Regions from separate parts of the Homo sapiens genome. Here region 2 is linked to region 1. Evidence: chromatin contacts called from ENCODE Hi-C or POLR2A ChIA-PET data. All regions are on one chromosome and are shown on one strand. The core of a region is the stretch at or near the end of the contact, and the rest is flanking DNA. Distances in the headings are between cores, read along the strand shown.

Evidence for each region. A loop is a pair of places that touch in the nucleus more often than their neighbours do. ChIA-PET counts read pairs that join two places held with the same protein, here RNA polymerase II (POLR2A). Pooled maps may share reads with other maps.
Region 2: a pooled map shows a loop between it and region 1 (2.7-fold over the local background). The contact joins the enhancer-like site here to the promoter of ZFP69B in region 1. A Hi-C loop is called at or near these places in 7 of 50 pooled maps. POLR2A ChIA-PET finds 5 or more read pairs at or near these places in 5 of 52 experiments (HEK293T, Panc1, activated B cell and 2 more).

What each region holds. Positions count from the first base shown.
Region 1 is chr1:40,447,927-40,455,044 of GRCh38, forward strand. It overlaps ZFP69B (ZFP69 zinc finger protein B), which reads left to right and starts at 2,550. Exons shown (of 5, transcript NM_023070.3): 1 at 2,550-3,162; 2 at 6,277-6,362. The coding sequence starts at 3,036. It overlaps ZFP69B-DT (ZFP69B divergent transcript), which reads right to left and starts at 2,113. Exons shown (of 5, transcript NR_198977.1): 1 at 1,894-2,113. RefSeq lists a silencer at 2,169-2,428 and an enhancer at 2,644-3,843.
Region 2 is chr1:40,335,315-40,342,432 of GRCh38, forward strand. No RefSeq gene overlaps it. Among named protein-coding and RNA genes, the nearest start is that of COL9A2, 22 kb to the left of the region's middle. Within about 2 kb of position 3,542, at least 6 of the 41 ENCODE cell types and tissues checked have a DNase peak (open chromatin) inside an H3K27ac peak, as active enhancers do.

The sequences.
Region 1 (7,118 bases), core at 1,300-3,799:
AGTCTTGCTCTGTCACCCAGGCTGGAATGCAGTGGCATGATCTTGGCTCCCTACAACCTCCACCTCTTGGGTTCAAGCGATTCTTTTGCCTCAGCCTCCTGAGTAGCTGGGATTACAGACACACACCACCACACCCAACTAATTTTTGTATTTTTAGTAGAGATGAGGTTTCGCCATGTTGACCACGCTGGTCTCGAACTCCTGAGCTCAGGTGATCCACCCGCCTTGGCCTCCTAAAGTGCTGGGATTACAGGTGTGAGCCACCATGTCCGGCCGAAAAAGTTGAAATTTTGATTGGGATGCATCACAGTTTATGTGAACTGGAGGAAGAGTGACATACTTAGAATGTTCTATTTCAACTCGTGAATGTGTTGTATCACTATTCTCACCATTTAAACAAAAAATTTGGAGTTTTATTTATAATTTCCTGCATAATTCTTGTTTATTCTTAGCTGTATTTTTCTGATATTTTATTATGAAAACATATACATATACAGAAAAATTGAAAGAATTTTACATTACGGCATCCCTATACCACTACTTAGATTCTACCATTAACATTTTATTGTATTTCATGCTGTATTTTTGTTGAGTAGCAGATAGGAACATAGACTGCCTGTGTTCACCACTTGTAAGCCACATGATCTTGGCAAGTTATTCAACTTCTCTAAATCTCAGTTTTCTTATCTGTAAAGTGGGAATAATAATAGTACTTACTTCCAGTGGTTTCTGTGATGACAAAATAAGTTAAAATATGAAAGGCACTTAGGACAGAGCCTCATATTCTGTAACTATTATATGCTAGTGTATTCATCAGCTTGGGCTGCTGTAACAAAATACCATTGACTGGGTGGCTTAAACCACGGATATCTGGCCGGGCGCAGTGGCTCATGCCTGTAATCCCAGCACTTTGGGAGGCCGAGGCGGGCAGACACCGAGGTCAGGAGTTTGAGACCAGCCTGGCCAACATAGTGGAACCCCGTCTGTACTAAAAATACAAAAAATTAGCTGGGCGTCGTGGCGGGCGCCTGTAATCCTAGCCACTTGGGAGGCTGAGGCAGGAGAATCGCTTTAAGCCAGGAGGCGAAGGTTGCAGTGAACCGAGGTCACGCCACTGCAGTCCAGCCCTGCGGACAGTGCGAGACTCCATCTCAAAAAAACAAACAAACAAACAAACAAAAAACCGGAAATTTATTTTCTCAGTGTGGAGACTAGAAGCCCCAAGTAAGGTCGAGTTGGGTTCGTTTCTGACTAGGACTATATTCTAACCTTAATTACTTCCATAAAGGCCTTATCTCTAAATACTCTCCAAATACAATGGAGGTTAGGGCTTCAAGATAAATTTTGGGGAATCCAAACATTCGGTTCATAACAGCTAGCAAGTACTATAATTGTATTCTATTTCCTCATTTGTTGTTTTTGTAAACTGTTGATGTAGAAATGTATTTGGAGTGATGTACTCAAATTTTGTTGGAGGGAGAAAACTCAGCAATAAAACAGCATTACAGTATAATCGCTTTTGTGGAAAATATATAACAATGCATGAAATACGTTGTGTGTGTGCAGGAAAGGTTGTACACCAACTGTTAGCAAGGTTACCGCTGCTTGCTGAAATTACAGGCAATAATTTTTTTGTTTTTGTGTATTTTCTGGCATTTCAGAAATACAAGGTAAGCAATAAACATGAGAACTTTTATTGAATACTAGAAGAGAAAACTGTTGTGGTATTCTTTTAACAATATACCGGAATCCATTCAACTGTCTGCTGAGAATAAATAACTGGCATGTACATAATATTTAGGGAAAGTGCTATGGATTATTTTACACCAGTGTCGTTTCACCAAAAAACGTGATGCCGATGGCTCCCTTTTGTCACGGGTTTCAAAGGCTCACCCTAACGTTCACGTGCATTTTCCCAGCGGAGGAAAGATGGTTGTTCTTCATCAGAGTCTGGGGCCCAAGAACGCAGGCTCCATCTCCTCCCGCAGGAGCCAGGCTGATGATGCTCGCAGGGATCGGATACTGGGAGCCCCTGAACGCAGCCAACCCGGCGCGCACCGGTGGGGGCGTCTGCGCTGGCGGAGCGGCTCCCCGGGAGGACGCTGGGAACCATGCTCTAGCCAGCCGCTGCGCAGGCGCACTGGGCCCCGACTGCCCGCCGCAGCGCTACGTGGGAGCTTGGCCGCGCAGTGCCGGAACCCGGCTGCAGCGGTGGGAAGGCGGGGGCGTGCCGGCCCAGCGGGGAGAGGGTGAGCGGGTGGCTGTCCCGGGCTTGGGGAGCTGGGCGAGCCGGGAAGCGCGAGTTCCGCCCGCGGCCACCCTGTCGCGCGCGGTGCTCTCCGCAGCCCCGGAGTCGTGCTCAGACAAAGGCTGGGAGGCTAGGGCCGGGGGCGTTTTGCTTTGTGGGGAGGACTTAGCCTCTCATTTGGGGAGGAGGAGGCGGGGTCTAGCGGTTTCGCGGTTTGCTACAGCCGACTAGTGAAAGAGCTGGGATTCCAAATCCCCGGCTACTTTACACATAATTACTGCCCCAAACAAAGAATTGGGTTGTATTCGTCTCTTTGTGCTTCCTGACATGTGCGCGGTGCTTTGAATTTTGTGGGCTGTGTCTGCCCACCGTCTCCGTGTATCTTTTGGAAACATTTTACAGTGATCCATATATGTTCTAGCGTTCTGCCCTATGACTGAGCCTCCTTAGTCCTTTGCTGATTCTAATGTCTTCTGCTCAGCATCTGCAGGGGCTGCTGAGAGTAAATACTTGGCGCCTCCAGCTGCTGGCCAAGGAGACAGATGGAGCTCAAGTTGGGAGATACGCCCTGAGAGCCGATGATAGACACAAGTCCAGATCTCGGATTTTGATACTGTATGTTCCCTGGGTTCCTGAGAGAGGACATTGAGGAGTAGGAGTCGGCGATTAAGGAGATCGGTACAATTGGGAAGCCTCCTGTCAGAGCTTCCAGCAATTTCCTCATCAGAGGTGGACAAGCCCTATGGGCTAAGACAGAGGGTCCTCAGAAAGGAGTGCGGACGCCGTCATGCTGCAGCAGCTCCTGATCACCCTGCCCACCGAGGCCAGCACCTGGGTGAAGTTGCGTCATCCAAAGGCGGCCACGGAGCGGGTGGCCCTGTGGGAGGATGTGACTAAGATGTTTAAAGCAGAAGGTAAGAATAAACTGATGGGTGGGAGGGAGGAAAAGCAGTCCCCTCTAGTGTGAGAAGGAATGAGTCACTTGAGTGGAAGCATCTCTTAGGGAGACGAGTGGGTGGAGGGTTTCCGGAGTTGTTGATTGTGGCTCCTAGTCTGGGGTTTTCCTAAGTAGTGGTGGTCTTTTCAGCCTAGGACCAGTATTTCAGTGTCATGGTTATGTATATTATTTATTTTCATCTTTCCCATGGCCATGTGGGGCAGGATGGACTTAACCTGATTTTTCTTATTCTAACAGTGGGGAAATGTAAATCAAATGGGAGGCCTGCCCAGGGTCACACAGGAACTTGGTGGCTAGGTCAGAAAGAGAAGCAGCAGGGGAAGTACCAGGTGAGCCTGGAGTAACTTGTGCTAGAAAGCAAGGAAGAGCTTAAAGACTATGGATATGTGTCAAAAGAGGCCAGGTTTAAGGGTCTCTCACTCGACAGATTTGGGAAAGCTTAAGTATCCAAACTGATGGTAACACCTTGAATAAGTAAAATTCCACATGATCACCTTGACACTTAAAATAGAGAAAGACGTGGGGGGGGGGGAATTCATTTGCAAACATTGGAGGTAATTAATACACTGATTCCTTACTTTGAAAAATAGGTTATTATGGGAATGAATGTGCATTTACCTTGCCTTTTAGATCCTCTTCAGTTGGTGAGGGAAAGCTTTTTACAGAAAATGCGTGCCAATAATGAAGGTAGAAAGAGGCCAGGTGTGGTGGCTCATGCCTGTAATCCCAGCAATTTGGGAAGCCAAGGTGGGCGGATTGCTTGAGACCAGGAGTTTGAGGTCAGCAGTTTGAGACCAGCCTGGCCAACATGATGAAACCCCATCTCTGCTAAAAATACAAAAATTAGCTGGGCGTGGTGGCACATGCCTGTAATCCCAGCTACTCGGGAGGTTGAGGCACGAGAATCGCTTGAACTAGGAAAGGGGAGGTTTCAGTGAGCTGAGATGGCGCCACTGCACTCCAGGCTGGGTGACAGAGCAAGACCTTGTCTCAAAAATAAATAAATAAATAAATAAATGTAGAAAGAATGATAGAATCTTTTACCGTAAATAAAATAATTGAAAGGTTAATGGGGAACAGATACTCACATGATATCAAAGTATTATCCCCTCAAATTACTTACTAAATGGCAAGGAATGAACATAATTTTCCAATAGTGAGGTGTGGTGGTCACAGTTTTAATCAAATGTCTCAGTAATGGGATAGCCGGGCATTTTATACTTTGCAGATACTGTAATATAAAGCACCTGGTACCACCTACAAGGTATTCCTACCAAAAATGTTGAACATGATCCTAAATTAAGTTTAAAGACTGAACTGCTGGTTTACAGAAAATACAGGGGATGGAGAAATGAGATAAACCTCACATTGAGGATACAGTCAGACTGTTCTTGTATCTTAAAAAGACAACATCATGAAGAAAGGGGAAGTACTTATTCTAGAGTAAAAGAGACTAGAGGTAACAACCACTTTGAATGTGTGAGCCTTGATTAACTCCTGGTTTGGAAAAAATCCAGAATAAAAGTTGAGGAAACAGTTGAGGAAATCTGAATATGGACTGAATATTTAGATGATACTATGGAATTATTGTTAATTTTCATAGATTTAATAAATAGTACTGTGGTTGTACAAGAGAAGATCCTTATTTGAAATATTTAGGGATAAAGTATTATGATGCAGACGACTTTGAAGTGCTTCAGAAAAAATGTAGATAGGTAAAGCAAATATGGTAAATATTAACAATTGTTGAATCTAGATGTGGATGTATAGATGTTCAATATTCATGATAAAAAGTTGGAATAAAATACAAAGACAGTTATTCATGTGCCTTAATTCCTAGTGGTTTTTTTTTTTTTTTTTTCCTGTCACCCAAGCCGGAGTTCAATGGCTCGATCTTGGCTTATTGCAACCTCTGCCTCCCGGGTTCAAGTGATTCTCCTGCCTCAGCCTCCCAAGTAGCTGGGATTACAGGCGCCTGCCACCACGCCCAGCTAATTTTTGTATTTTTAGTAGAGACGGTGTTTTACTATCTTGGCCAGGCTGGTCTCCAACTCCTGACCTCGTGATCCACCCACCTCAGCCTCCCAAAGTGCTGGGATTACAGGCTTGAGCCACCGGGCCTGGCCTGTAGTGCATATTTTTAATACCTCAATTCAGCCAGTGTTACTTAAATTCTAGAAAGCTGGCAGTGTGTTATGTGTAGCACTTTAGCAGATGGAGAAAAATGAGCAAGGTACAGTTTCTATCCATACCCTCATTAATACTCAACTGAGAGAGATAATTAATTATAAAAAGCAACCTGAGATAGATACTAGAATAGATATAAAAACCAAGCTTTTGGGAAGCATAGGAGAGAATAAACTTTCTTCTCATTAAGGGTGTCTGGGAAAACTTTACTTGAACTGGGCCTGAAGGGTATCGCAGTTTTTCACCAAATAGGATTTGGGTGGGGTACTATCCACATGTATTCAAAGAATGGTACCAGGATTGTGTGGGTAGGTGTGTCCAGTGGATGAAGGATAATGTTTAGAGGAGATAATACTTGGAGAAGCCATGGACTGGTTGTGGAGGATCTTGAAATCTATGTTGATTAGTTGGGCGTGGTGTCACACGCCTGTAATCCCAGCTACTCGGGAGGCTGAGGCACGAGAATCTCTTGAACCTGGGAGGTGGAAGTTGCAGTGAACCAAGATTATGCCACTGCCCTCCAACCTGGGTGACAGAGCAATACTCTGTCTCAAAATCATAATAATAATTAAAAAATAACAAAAAAGAAATCTATATTGAAGTGTTTGCATTTTTCTTTCATGTCAGTGGGGAAACCTTTGAGGATTTTTGAACAAAAGATTGGCCTGAGAGATTACTAAGACCATTGGGAAATATTAATGGTGAAAGCAGCTTGCAGCAGGTCCTCCTTATTAAGGAGGCTTTGAGCTGCTCTTGAGTCCGTCTAAATGTCCCTGTTTGTGAACGTTTTTGGGGAGAAGCCACAATGAGTGGGTCTGTAGGCAGTTTCTCTGTTTGGGTGATTTGGGGAGATGCAAACCTCATGGCTCTTTTCCTTCCCCAGCTCTGCTGTCTCAGGATGCTGATGAGACCCAGGGCGAAAGTTTAGAGAGTAGAGTGACCCTTGGATCCCTGACAGCAGAATCCCAGGTGGGTTGGAGTTTCTGGTCACTTTCTTGACATTGTTTCTCAGATTTTAAGAGCGCAGGAGTTTGATTTTCTTTGACTCAACTTCCTGGATTGGCTTTTCTTTTTTTTTCTTTTTTTCATTATTTTTTGAGACGGAGTCTCACTCTGTCACCCAGGCTGGAGTGCAGTAGCGCAATCTCGGCTCACTGCAAGCTCCGTCTCCTGGGTTCACGCCATTCTCCTGCCTCAGCCTCCCGAGTAGCTGGGACTACAGGTGCCCACCACCACACCTGGCTAATTTTTTGTATTTTTAGTAGAGACGGGGTTTCACCGTGTTAGGCAGATGGTCTCAATCTCCTGACCTGGTGATCCACCCACCTCGGCCTCCCAAAATGCTGGGATTACAGGCATGAGCCACCACGCCCAGCCGATTGGCTTTTCTTAGCCTGTTCTTCCTCAGAAAACCAGGCCACATCAGTTGATTTCACAGGTAATCTCCCCACCAGTAGTAACCCTCCACAGGAAACCTCTTGTTTTTGCAAACCTCTAGCCATTTATCCAACAAATACATTGTGCTGAGGCCGCATGTGTGTGTGAGAGAGAAAAGGAAATAGAGAGGAGAAGAAGTAATGTAATGTAGTCCTAGCCCATGAAATTCACATATCATCTGGGAGAAAGACAAATATGAGTCATTTTAAGCAACATTTAAAAGTCAACAGAATCAGTTTCTGATATTCTTGGAGATGTATACACTTCATTGATGACCTTTAAGTGAGG
Region 2 (7,118 bases), core at 2,292-4,791, 110 kb before region 1:
ATTACATAAATTAGCTGGGCGTGATAGTGCACACCTGTAATCCTAGCTATTCAGGAGGCCGAGGCAGAGAATCGCTTGAACCTGGGAGGTTGCGGTGAGATGAGATTGCGCCATTGTACTCCAGCCTGAGCAACAAGAGCGAAACTCCGTCTCAAAAAACAAACAAACAAAACCACGTCTTGCTAGAGATCCTATTTGCAGCCTGTCTCAGAGATCCTTAGCTCAAATTTAAAACCTCCTTGATGAGTTTCAAGTGAAGGCTAAGTTTTAAAGGAAAAAATCTTAAGGTTTTTGTTGTTGTTTTGTGTCTTTTTTTTTTTTTTTTTTTTTTAAGAGATAAGGCCCCACTATGTTTCTCAGGCTGGTCTTGAACTCCTGGGTTCATGTGATTCTCCTGCCTTGGCCTCCCAAAATGTGAGGATTACAGGCGTGAGACAGTGTATCAGGCCCTTCTTGAGCTTTTCTTTCACTCCTCTCTTCTTCCTCTTCCTTCTTTTCTCTCTTTTCCCTTTCCTTTCTTCCTCTTTCCCTTTCTTCTTTCCAAAGTATTTACCGAACACTTTCTCTGTTATCTAGGCACTGTTCTGTTTAATATAGAAGGTGCAATTATCCTCAGCAAACTCCTGTTGATCCTTAAAGACACCACATCCAGAAAGTCTCTCCAGGATCAACAAGCTGGATTAACACAGAGAACATGAGTGAAAACTATTTTTATTTTTTTATCCTACAAATATTTGTTGAGGACGTTATGTGTCAGGCCTGTAGTGTGAGAAGATAATTAAATGATGTCATCATGAAGGCAGCAGCTAAGAACTACCATTTATTATTATTATTATTATTATTATTATTATTATTATTATTTTCATTATTTGGAACCAAATCTCACTCTGTTGCCCAGGCTGGAGGGCAATGGCACGATCTCAGCTCACTGCAACCTCGGTCTCCTGGGTTCAAGCGATTCTCTGCCTTAGCTTCCCAAGTAGCTGGGACTACAGGCCTGCACCACTACGCCTGGATAATTTTTGTATTTTTAGTAGAGATGGGGTTTCACCATGTTGGCCAGGCTGGTCTTGAACTCCTGATCTCAGGTGATCCACCCGCCTCGGCCTCCCAAAGTGTTGGGATTAGAAGCGTGAGCCACTGCGCCCGGCCGAGAACTACCACTTATTATTAATGGTGATCATTAATTTTTTTTTTTTGAGACGGTGTCTTGCTTTTGTTGCCCAGGCTGGAGTGCAATGGCACGATCTCGGCTCACTGCAACCTCTGCCTCCCGGGTTCAAGCGATTCTCCTGCCTCAGCCTCCCGAGTATCTGGGACTACAGCTGTGTGCCACCAAGCCCAGCTAATTTTTTGTATTTTTAGTAGTGATGGAGTTTCATCCTGTTAGCCAGGATGATCTGGATCCTCTGACCTCGTGATCTGCCTGCCTCGGCCTCCCAAAGTGCTGGGATTACAAGTGTGAACCTCACCCAGCCTATCTTCAGAACTTCTATCAGATTATTTTGAAGGTGTGTGAACATATTTTTATTTGTTTGTTAAACCTTGAAGGTGGATTGGATTTGAGAAATAGCTACTAGTTGTTCAAGACCAAGTTGGGTGAAAGATAATGGGTCAGAAATTATAATCTGGTAGTCCTCAATTTTCTTTGATTTGCTTATAATGTTTTTTGAGATGGAGTCTCACTCTGTTGCCCAGGCTGGAGTGCAGTGGTGTGATCTCGGCTCACTGCAACCTCTGCCTCCTGGGTTCAAGCAATTCTCCTGCCACAGCCTCCAGAGTAGCTGGAATTACAGGCACCCGCCACCATGCCTGGCTAATTTTTTTGTATTTTTCATAGAGACAGGGTTTCACCATGTTGGCCAGGCTGGTCTCGAACTCCTGAACTCAGGTGATCCTCCCGCCTCAGCCTCCCAAAGTTTTGGGATTACAGGCGTGAGCCACCACGCCCAGCAGTGACTGTTAATTTTGTGTACTGATTTTACGTGTCATCTTGACTGGACTAAGGGATATTAGCTGGTAGAACATTATTTCTGGGTGTGCCTTTGAGGGTGTTTCTGGAAGAGTTAACGTTTGAATCAGTAGACTGAGAGCAAAGAAGATCCACCTTCATCTATGTGAGTGGGCAGCATCCAGTCCATTGAGGGCTTGAATAAAAAGGCAGAGGAAGGGTGAATTCTCTCTGTCCTTGAGCTGGGACATCTATTTTCTCCTCCCCTTGGACATCGGAGCTCCTGGTTCTTGAACCGGTTTCCCTCCCCAACCCCACTCTCAGGCCTTCCACTGGGGACTAAATTACGCTACCGGCTTTCCTGGTTCTCAGCTTGCAGACAGTTTATCATTGGACTTCTTGGCCTTTGTAATCGCATGAGCCAACGCCCGTAATAAATTTCCTCTTACGTTATCTATATATATCCTATTGGTTCTGTTTCTCTGGAGAATCCTGACAAATACAACAATAATGCTTATCATTTAAATATTTATATTATCATAATTATTGTGTTTATAACAATATTTATTAAGCACTTGCTATATGACAGATATTGTATCAGTGTGGTACATGCATTTTGTCTTTAACTCCTCACAACCGCTCAACGAGGTAGGTCCCTTGATTATCCTCATTTTATTTATTTATTTATTTTTAATAGAGAAGAGGTCTCACTATGTTGTCCAGGCTGGTCTTGAACTCCTGGGCTCAAGCGATCCTCCCACCTTGGCCTCCCAAAGTGCTGGGATTACAGGCGTGAGCCACTGTGCTGGGCCTATCCTCATTTTATTTACAAGAAGACTGAAGCTTAGAGGTGTGAAGTGATTTCCCCAAGGACACACACCTGTTTTCCCACAGTTTCTAGCTCTGGATAGGTCTCAGTAACATACATTTTCCCCACTTTCCACTACAGCCACAGCATAGGGTTGTGCATTTTAGGATCTGCACAAAAAGGGAGGACAGAGGAGTGGGGCTGAGACCCAGCCTGGAGATGTTTGCCGCAATATTTTATTTTGCTGGTTCTAGCTTTCTTAGAGAACTCTTAGGATCTTCTGTTTGACTTGAGCCCTGGGCTGCTCCAGTTTACACTCCTCAGATCTCTAAATTTATTTATTTATTTATTTATTTTTTGAGACCAGCTCTGACTGTTGCCCAGGCTGGGGTGCAGTGGCGCCATCTCGACTCAGTGCAACCTCTGCCTCGTGGGTTCAAACCTCAGCTCCTGCCTCAGCCTCCTGAGCAGCTGGGATTATAGATGTGCACCACCACGCCCGGCTAATTTTTGTATTTTTAGTAGAGACGGGGTTTCACCCTGTTGGCCAGGCTGATCTCGAACTCCAGGCCTCATGTGATCCACCTGCCTCTGCCTCCCAAAGTGTTGGGATTACCGGCGTGAGCCACGACGCCCGGCCAAATCTCTAATTTCTAACCTTCCAATCTTCCAGTCGTTTCTTCCCACCTCCGATAGGAAGGAGAGGTGGGCTGCAGGGCAGGAAGAAAAGGCCCAGCTCCCTTCCCCACCAGTTGCTCCTTTAGACCGACTCCAGGTGAGCAGTAAATCAGGCTGGCTGGTGCTCTGGCGGCACCTAGTGGTCCTCTGCGGCAGCACACCATGATGACAGCTTGACAAGACGAATTAAAAGCCCCTTTCTCCAGGAGCTGCTAGCGAGATGAAACGGGCATAGAGGCAGATAAAGCACTGTGGGAACCCAGCGAGGGAGCAGTCGTGGTTTCTGGGGAGTTAGAACTTAGAATTTGGATTCAGCTAGACTTGGATCCTGGTTCTACCACATACTGACTGTGACCTTGGGCAAGTCATTTCATCTCTTTAAGCCTCAGTTTCCTCATTTGTGAGATGGGGAGAATAGTGTCTCTTGATGACCATGAAGTACTTAGCACAGTGCCCAGAACGCTTTGGATATTTGTTTTCGGCAGAAGGGAACTTCGTTTTGTTTGTTTGAGATGTAGTTTCGCTCTTTCGCCCAGGCTGGAGTGCAGTGTCGCAATGTCTGCTCACTGCAACCTCTGCCTTCCGGTTTCAAGCGATTCTTCTGCCTCAGCCTCCCAAGTAGCTGGGAATACAGGCGCCCGCCACCACACCCGGTTAATTGGCAGAAGGAACTTTGTAAGAAAGGCAGGGAGTGGGATGAATGTTCAGAAAACAGAGTAGGTGACAGATGATCCCCCTTCCCTGCTAGAGAAGAGCAAACACAGCTGGTCAGTCCCGTGGAGCAAGTTGGGGCAGGGGCTGAGTCTCTTAATTACAGCACAGTGAGACGACCTAGAACCCCTTCCTGGAAACAGCTGCCCATTCTGGGCTGAGCCAGAGTGCTAAACAGGTTTGCTCACCTGGCCTCTGGCTGCCCTCTTATGCCTGGCAGAAAATACCAACCATCAGCTTCCCACAGGTGCTTCTCTCTCCAGCTAGAACAGAGCAACTCCAAACTCCTCAGAATTGCCAATCCTGACCCTGGTTTCATCTGACCTCCCACTTGTTCCATCTGATTCCTTCCCAGTGCTGGTCCAACACTGATAAGCTTTAGTGTCCGCTTACATGAACTACACTCTCCTGGCTTTCCTCCTACCTCTCCAGCTGTTCTTTCTCAGGCCCCTTGCAGATTTCTTTTCTCTGCACACCCTTACTTAGCACTCTACAAGGTCCTGTCCTATCTTCTTATTCTTTATACTCTTCCTGGGCCATCTTATCCATCGGGTTGACTTTAACTGCTGCCTATATGTTTTCCTGAGTCTCAGACCTGCTTATCCAACTGCTTCTCAGATGTTCCACAGGCACCACCAAACTGACATGTCCCAAATGAAATTATCTTCTTGCCCACAAACCTGTTCCTCTTCCTGTGTGGCCTACACAGCCAGTGGTCCCACCCTCTGCCCTATTGCATAAGCCAAAACTATGGATGTCATCCTGGAGAAGAGACTTCCCTCTCTCCTCCCCGAGAAATATTATCGCCTTGTCCCAGTGACTATACCTCATAGGTGTTTAATCCATCCACCTCTCTCCATCCCCACTGCACCTACCTTATTCAGCATACCATCCTCTTTTGCTTGGGGGTATTGCAACTGCCTCTTATTTTAACTCCTTGCTTCCAGTTTTGCTCCATTGTTTTTCCTCTGTGTTCCTTTCTGGAGGCTCAAGGAGATAACTCATTGCCCAGCCTTTCCCACCTTCTAGAGGCTTCCCACATTTCTTGGTTTCCCCTTCCTCCATCTTCAAAACCAACAAAGTTACATCTTACTGACCATACTATAGTAAAATCTCCCTGTGCTTCTCTCTTCTGTCTTCCCCTTCCACTTTTTTTTTTTTTTTTGATGGAGTTTCACTCTTGTTGCCCAGGCTGAAGTACAATGGTGTGATCTCGCCTCACTGCAACCTCCGCCTCCCAGGTTCAAGTGATTCCCCTGCCTCAGCCTCCTGAGTAGCTGGGATTACAGGTGCTTGCCACCACGTCTGGATAATTTTGTATTTTTAGTAGAGACGGGGTTTCACCGTGTTGGCCAAGCTGGTCTTGAACTCCTGACCTCAAGTGATCTGCCTGCGTCAGCCTCCCAAAGTGCTGGGACTACAGGCATGAGCCACCACGCCCGGCCCCCTTTCCACTTTTAAGGACCTTGTGATTATATTGGGCCTATTAGGTAATGTAGGATAATCTCCCTGTCTCATAATCCTTAATTTAATCAATTCTTCAAAGTCCCTTTTTGCCATGTAATGTAACAGATTCACAGGTTCTGGAGGCATCTTTGGTAGATCATTATTCTGCCTACCACAGACCATTCTCTGGCCCCAGTATTCATACCTGTCTCACGAACAAAATGCATTCACCTTATTCCAAGGTCCCTAAAAATCTCAGCCCATTAAAGTATCAACTCAAAGTTCAAAGTCTCATTTAAATCTCATTAGCTCAAGAGTTTCAGATTTATCATGGATATTATCTAAATTAGGTTTTGGATGAGACTCAGCATAATCTATCCTGGGGCAAAGTTTCTCTCCACCTGTGGACGTGTGAAACTAGAAAATAAGCTTCTGCTTCCAAAATACGATACTGGGTCTAGCATAGGATAACACTAATAGACATTCCCATGTAAAAAGAGAGAAAGGAAGAAATAGAGGAGTCACTAGTCCCAAGCAATTTCAAAATTAAGTTAGACAAACTCCATTAGGTTTCAAAGCCTGGAAATAATACTTTGCAGCTCAAAGCTCTGCCCTCTGGGATCACAGCTCTGTCCTCTTAGTCATTCTTCCTTTTTCATGAAAGGTTCAGCACATGGCTGCAGCTGGGTGGTTTTATCAACTTGTTTCCTGCCTGTAGAATTTGGGGGATCTTATAGCCTTCTTTCATTTCATACCCTCTCTATCCTGTACAGTCCAAGCTCAAGTGTTTCTGCTGGTATAAAATTCTCAAGAACCCCGTGGATCTCTCATGTATGTCACTCCATTAGACAAAATGCTCCTTTGCAGATCTTCGCTTGATAAGCCCGTTTCTATTTCTGTCTTCTGTTGAGGTAGCTGAGGGGATATATGAGTCTCACACTTAATCTCTTCAAAAAACCTCTTATGTGACAGAATACTCTGAACTTTTTTTTTTTTTTGACAGTGTCTTGCTCTATTGCCCAGGCTGGAATTCAGTGGTGCAACCACAGTTCACTGCAGCCTTGACTCTCCAGGCTCAAACAATCCTCCCACCTCAGTCTCCCAAATAGCTGAGACTACAGGCAAGCACCACCTACCCAGCTAATTTTTGTTGTTGTTGTTGTTGTTGTTGTTGTTATCTGTAGAAATGAGGTCTCCCTATGTTTCCTCAAGCTGACCTTGAGCTCCTGGGCTCCAGCGATCCTCCCTTCTCAACCTCCTAAAGTGCTGGGATTACAGGCCTGATACTCTGACCTTTTGATCTTTCTGAGGTATTAGCAAAAGGTTGTCCAGCCACGTTCTTGGCTTTTTCTCTAAAGCACACTTTCCTGACAGTGAATTTCATCATTTTAACGTCTTTTGCATCTGAATAGGCTGAGAATTCCCCCAATCATCAAGTTCTGTTTCATTTTTTGTTAAACATTTCTCTCAAATTATCTGTTTCCTCTCACATTTTACTGTAAGCAGCAAGAAGAAACCAGACCA